Linked DNA regions of Homo sapiens: region 1 is linked to region 2. A link is a loop called in an ENCODE intact Hi-C map of the cell type or tissue named here. Cell type or tissue: HCT116. All regions are shown on one strand. Links, peaks and the distances in the headings refer to the core of each region. The heading gives the core; the rest is flanking DNA.

Evidence for each region. Hi-C counts contacts between places; a loop is a spot of excess contacts. Peaks named below come from ENCODE experiments on the same cell type or tissue, not always from the same donor. Only the 100,000 strongest peaks of a DNase experiment are listed, where the experiment ranks them.
Region 1: a loop joins it to region 2, with 9 times the contacts of the local background. A loop is called at or near these places in 20 of 110 quality-filtered maps.

What each region holds. Positions count from the first base shown.
Region 1 is chr19:50,793,388-50,796,292 of GRCh38, reverse strand. It overlaps ACP4 (acid phosphatase 4), which reads right to left. Exons shown (of 11, transcript NM_033068.3): 7 at 2,477-2,609; 8 at 2,323-2,405; 9 at 1,712-1,836; 10 at 1,329-1,507; 11 at 1,074-1,250. The coding sequence ends at 1,135. Among named protein-coding and RNA genes, the nearest start is that of SNORD88B, 4.3 kb to the left of the region's middle. RefSeq lists silencers at 889-948, 1,199-1,258 and enhancers at 1,729-1,858, 1,949-2,008. In HCT116, for the core only: CTCF peaks have their summits at 1,030 and 1,229; no DNase peak of the experiment used is centred there; H3K27ac peaks cover 2,088 bases.
Region 2 is chr19:51,093,529-51,096,433 of GRCh38, reverse strand. No RefSeq gene overlaps it. Among named protein-coding and RNA genes, the nearest start is that of KLK14, 12 kb to the right of the region's middle. In HCT116, for the core only: CTCF peaks have their summits at 1,330 and 1,531 (motif pointing right); a DNase peak (open chromatin) is centred at 1,553.

The DNA.
Region 1 (2,905 bases), core at 134-2,633, 300 kb after region 2:
CATGTGATGGTTGGGAGCTGAACACTCCATTTTATTTAACCTAAATTTAAATAGCCATACATGGTCATGGCTACTGTATTGGCCAGCGCCTCCACATTACTTGTAGCAGTTACAGTGCACAGCCGAGAGTGTCATCGGTTTTCCCTGCTCTCTACCTGTCCCTAGGAAGTTAATTTTTGGAGTTGTGGAGTCCACTGGGTTAGAGTCGTGGTTCTGCCAAGTGAGACACATCAGGGCCTATCACTTGCCCAGAGGCGCACAGCCTCGGAAACCAGGCTTTGAATCGTGCACCTTTCTCAGGTCTGCTGCCAGATCCCTCTGACTCTACCCAAGTTCATGGTTGCATTGAGAGCTATGGAGGTCACCAAATAACCAGACTTGAGGGTCCAACTCCTGTGAGCCTGGTCTCCACAGAGCACATGGTCCACATTGAGGCTCACTGAGTAAGGCCTTGTCACAAGCTGCAAGTGGAGGTACGTACAGGGTCCACCATGTCCTCAGCCAGCCTACCTGCTTCCAGTGCTCATATGGAAAGGTGCATAAACATACCACCTGGGTGTGGTGGCTCACACCTGTAATCCCAGTGCTTTGGGAGGCCATGGCAGGAGGATTGCTTGAGGCCAGGAATTTGAGACCAACCTGGCCAACATACCAAGAAAACAAAATTAACCAGGCATTGTGCACGCCTGTAGAAGCTGAAACAGGAGGGTCACTTGAGACAGGAGTTCAAAGCTGCAGTGAGCTATGCTCATGCCAGTACTCCAGCCTGGGCCACAAAGACCTTGTCTCTACAAGAAAAGTGCCATGCAGGCATGCCTGCTTGTTCAGACATGGGTACATTTGTGCTTGAATGTGTGTCACAGACATGTTTTTTACCAGCATGTACGTACAGACCACCTGTGCACGCGTCTAAGTGCAGAAACTGTTCACACATGTGACACGTATGCATGCACACTCATGCCACCGTCACACAGACACATGCACACACAAACTAGTTTCCAGGCCGGAGACTCCACACAGCCCTCGCTCCCCATGCACACAGGCGCACAGTAAGTCACAGAAGCCAGAGCAGCTACTGAGCATACATGTTGGGGTCCAGTGTCAGCTGGGGGTAGGGAAGCCCTGGTTTCTGGCTCACACGGGGCCCCCCAAGGCCCGCAGGCACCCTGGTCTCCAGGCCAGCAGGCCCAGCCCCAAGCTGAGTGCCACCAGCACAGCTACAGCTCCGGCCAGCAGGGGCACCACTGGAGCTGCAGGGAGAACACGCGGGGGGTGAGTGCCAGGACTTGGCAACCCTCCACTCCCACCCCAACACAGAGGACTGTCACCTGGGGGGATGGCAGCCTCATAGGGGCCATGGCAGGAGACCCCATGGGCGGGAGGCCGGGCCGGGGCAGTCAGCTGGTAGAAGCGGCCTAGTGGACAGGGGGCCGGGCACCCGGGGAGGCTGAGAGGCAGGGGCAGGTGGGCGGAGTCATTGCGGTAGAAGAGGGAGACGGTGACATTCCTGGAGAGAGAGGACATGGTGGCACCTCCTCCCTCCTGTCATTGATCTTAAAGCCTGGAGAAAAGGGCTTCTGACTCCCACCTGTCATCCTCCCAGCATCATCCCATGCAGCTCCCCACCTGGCCATGCCCTCTGCCTGACACATCACCCCTTGCTTTGAGAGTTCTGTCCCACCCATGTCCCTGGGCACCAAACCATTCTCACCCTCCATCTTTGGCGGGATTCCCCAGGTGCTTCCGGAACTCAAAGCCGAGGCAGGCAGCATATGGCGGGGTGTGTCCATCATAGAGGCCCAGGGCCCCCTGGAGGGCCAGCAGGGTGCTGTCATGCTGCAGGTGGACCCGAGGGCTGAGACGGCACTTCTCTCTGGAGGCCTTTCTCCTGAGCACTACACTTGCGCATCCAGATGTCCCCCAGGCTTCTTAGAACCAACCCCCCAAAGCTACTCCTTCCTCCCATCCTGAAGGCAGTACCAACATTTGCAGGCGGCCACTTAATAAAGATTGCTCAAGTAGGTGCAAAATATGATTGGACTAAGCAGCCTTTCTCCTCCGGAAGGACAGACTGCTTAGTCCAATCATAGTTTCTTAAAGAAAACAAGGAATTATATTTATTCATAAATTCTTCCTCCCATAACACCGTCACCTCCCTCTTTCCAGACTAATGGTAGAGCCTGAGAGTAGGGTTTGGAGATACGGGTTACCCCAGGCAGTGGGCTGAGATCCACTGGGACCACAGGCTCTTCCTCACCTAAATCGCTGTCACCCTCATCCCTGTGCCTCAGTGCCATGTGGCACTGCTTCCCAAGGACTCACAGCTGAGTACATGACCATCTTGAGGGGCAGCCCCAGGCGCTGGACCCGGGAGAAGTTTGCAAGGATAGCATTCAGCAGGATCCCTGAGGATGGGAAAAAAGAGCTTAGACTCTCCCAGAGGAAGGCACCCCAGCCTCCCAGACCCACACCTCACCCCCTGTCAGCTGGGCCTTCTCTGCTGCCCGGGGTGGGCCCACGTGGGCTCCAATATCCAAAGCCGAGATCTGGGCAAGAGTCCGCAGGACATCTGGGGAGGCCCAGGCTGGTAGTGGAAGACCGTGGGCTTGCTGTGGGGAGACAGGACAGATGGACCATCCTGAGCCCTCGAGTTTGCCTCTGGCCCCGCAGGCCTGTGCTGCCCCCTGCTCTTCTGAGTCCCCCCATGGGCCGGATCTGGATCTGGCTGGGAAATCATGATGTGGATAACAGTGTTTTTTTGTTGTTGTTTTTTGTTTTGAAACGGAGCCTTGCTCCATCACCTAGGCTGGAGTGCAGTAGCGCAATCTTGGCTGTCTGCAACCCTTGCCTCTCGGGTTCAGGTGATTCTCCTGCCTCAGCCTCCCAAGTAGCTGTGATTACAAGT
Region 2 (2,905 bases), core at 264-2,763:
AGTGGTGATTTGTGAGATCCTGGTGCACCCATCACCTGAGCAGTATACACTGCACTGTATTTGTTGTCTCTTTTCCCTCGTTCCCCTCCCACTCTTCCCCCCAAGTCCCCAAAGTCCATAGTATCATTCTTATGCCTTTGCACCCTCATAGCTTAGCTCCCACATATCAGTGAGAACATAGGATGTTCGGTTTTCCATTCCTGAGTTATTTCACTTAAAATAATAGTCTCCAATCTCATCCAGGTCATTGCAAATGCTGTTAATTCATTCCTTTTTATGGCCGAGTAGTAGTCCATCGTATACGTATACACCACAGTTTCTTTATCCACTCGTTGATTGATGGGCATTTGGGTTGGTTCCTTCAGCACCAATTTCATAAAGGATGAAATTACAGCCCAGAGAGGTGAAGTAAGTTGCCCAGGGCCACACTGCAGCAAATCAGCAAAGGAGCTGGAGCTCTGGACACTTTTGCTGGGCTACCTGCTGGAAGCCAGGGGACCTAGGTTCCTATTGCTGACGTGCCAGTGATTTACTGTGTGGCTTTGGGTAAGGGACCTTTTCCCTTCTGTTCATTGGAGTTTGTCCCTGTGCATGGGGTGGGGTGGGCAGTGGATTAGATTTCTTTTGTGGTTTAAGGCACTCTCCAATCGAAAATGCAAACCGTATGTATAATTTAGAATATTTTCATAGCCGTATTTTTAGAGAAGGGACACAAGTGATATTTTAATAAATTTATTTGACCCACTTATACAAAATATTATAATTTTAATATGTAATCAGTTTGTTAAAACTTAAGCGAGATGTTTTATACATGTTTTTTCATATAGAGTTTTCAAAATTCGGTGTGTATGTTACACTTTCGGCCCATCTCAATCCAGACTCCCCACAGTTCGGCTGCCACATGGGACCTGTGGGCACTCCACTGGACCGCGCAGGTTTGCAATGTGCTTCCTAGACCCAGACTGCCTGAGTTCAGAACCAAGCTCTGCCGGGAATGCTGTGTGACCTTGAGCAGGTTCTTTGGCTGTACAGTGTGGGGAGGAATGGTACTTCCGTCCTGTGGTTATTGTTAAAAATACATATCAGTGCTTAGAAGAGCGCCTGGCATTTAGTGAGTGCTCGCCGTCCCTCTTAGCCTGGGCTTGCGGCCTTCCTCATGGGGGTCTCTGAAGAGCTGGGGGTGCTAGGTGTGGTGGCTCACGCCTGAAATCCCAGCACTTTGGGAGGCTGAGGCAGGCAGATCACTTGAGATCAGGAATTTGAGATGGAACCCTGCCTCTACGAAAAATACAAAAATTAGCCAGGCGGGGTGGCAGGTGCCTGTAATCCCAGCTACCCAGGAGGCTGAGGCTTGAACCCTGGAGGCAGAGGTTGCAGTGAGCCAAGATCTCGAGATCTGGCCACTGCACTCCAGCCTGGGCGACAGAGCCAGGCTCCGTTTCAAAAAAAAAAAAGAAAAAAAAAAAAAAAAGCGGGGCGGGGGGGAGGTGCTCTTTTCGTCTCTGGCCACAAGGGGTCGCTGTGACCTCGCCTGTGCATCCGGTGGTCATTGACATCAAAGCCAGGTCTCCCCCTCCCCAGCCCCGACTGGGAGCTCAGCTGTCTCTGCCCACCTGCCCGCTGGTCTCTGAGCCAGTCCTTAAGGGTGAGAGACACAGGTTGGCAGAGATCTTAAGGCCCCGTATAAACACCAGACACTCCTTGACCTCAAGACCCCTGTGTCATCCACTCAACAAATACTTTTTGAGCAGGTGATTTGTGACAGCAGTGAACAGAACAAAACCATGCCCTCAAGGGAGATACAAAAAAAAAAAAAAAAAAACGAGAAAAATAAGTCAAATATATGGTATGTTGGATCGTGATAATCGCTTCTATTTAAGTAGGAGGGACGGGGAGGCTTCAAGGAGGAGATATTCAGGGAAAGGTGCAGGGTGAGGCAGAGAGCACAGGGGTGGAGGGTCTCTGGGAAAGTGTTCCTGGCAGGAAACAGCAAGTGCAGACTCTGAGATTGAGGGAAAAAGGAGAGGGGGCAGGTGGAGGAGAGAGGTGAGAGGGAGAAGCGACTTTGGCTTGGCTTTGTTTCTAAGCACTGCAGAAGCCATGGAGGATATTTGAGTAAAGGAGGGATACTGATCACCCCTTTATTCATGCAGCAAACATTTCCTGACGCCTCCTTGGAGCTGGCGGGCCCTGCGCAGGGCGGTGGGGCAATGCAGCTGAGTCAGCCCCAGTCCCTGCCCTCAATGGGCTCCCTGTCTGCCAGCGGAGGCGGGCAGGGATACTGGCAAGTCAAGATCCGGAGGGATATGTGCCACCGTGGGGCTTAGGAGGGACACAGGGGAGGCCTGAGGTGGGGCTTCTAACTCAGTGCGGTGCGTCATGGAACGCTTCCTGAAAGAGGTAATGTGTAAACCGGGAGCTGGAGATGAGTAAGAATGAGCACAGGAAAGGGCGAGATGGGGACAAATGTGCAAGGCAGAGAGAATGGCAGGCACAGAGGCCTGCAGGCATGGGAGCCCCAAGTCCCTGCGAGGCTTTGCCGCTCCTCCCTGTGCAGGATGGTGGAGGGGGTGGCCAGCCCTCCATAAAGCACTGGAATTCTTCTGGCCGGGATGGGGCACTTAGGGAGGGCGAGAGCAGACAGGGCCGGCTCTGGGTGTCAGAAAGATCCCTCTGGGGCCGTGTCCAGGAAGGACTGGAGTAGGGAAGACTCAGCCAGGAGGCCAGGGAGAGGGCTGGGACAAAGGTCTGGGAATGGATTTGGTAGCCAAAACTGGGGCAGTGGCGAGGGTGTCAGGATGGTGAGAATGGATGTGAGGGCCATTTAAGAAGTCCTCACCAAGAGCTGGGAACCCTATTCAATGCTGAGGGTGTGTTTCCTAAGGGCGAAGAGCCCTACGTGTTC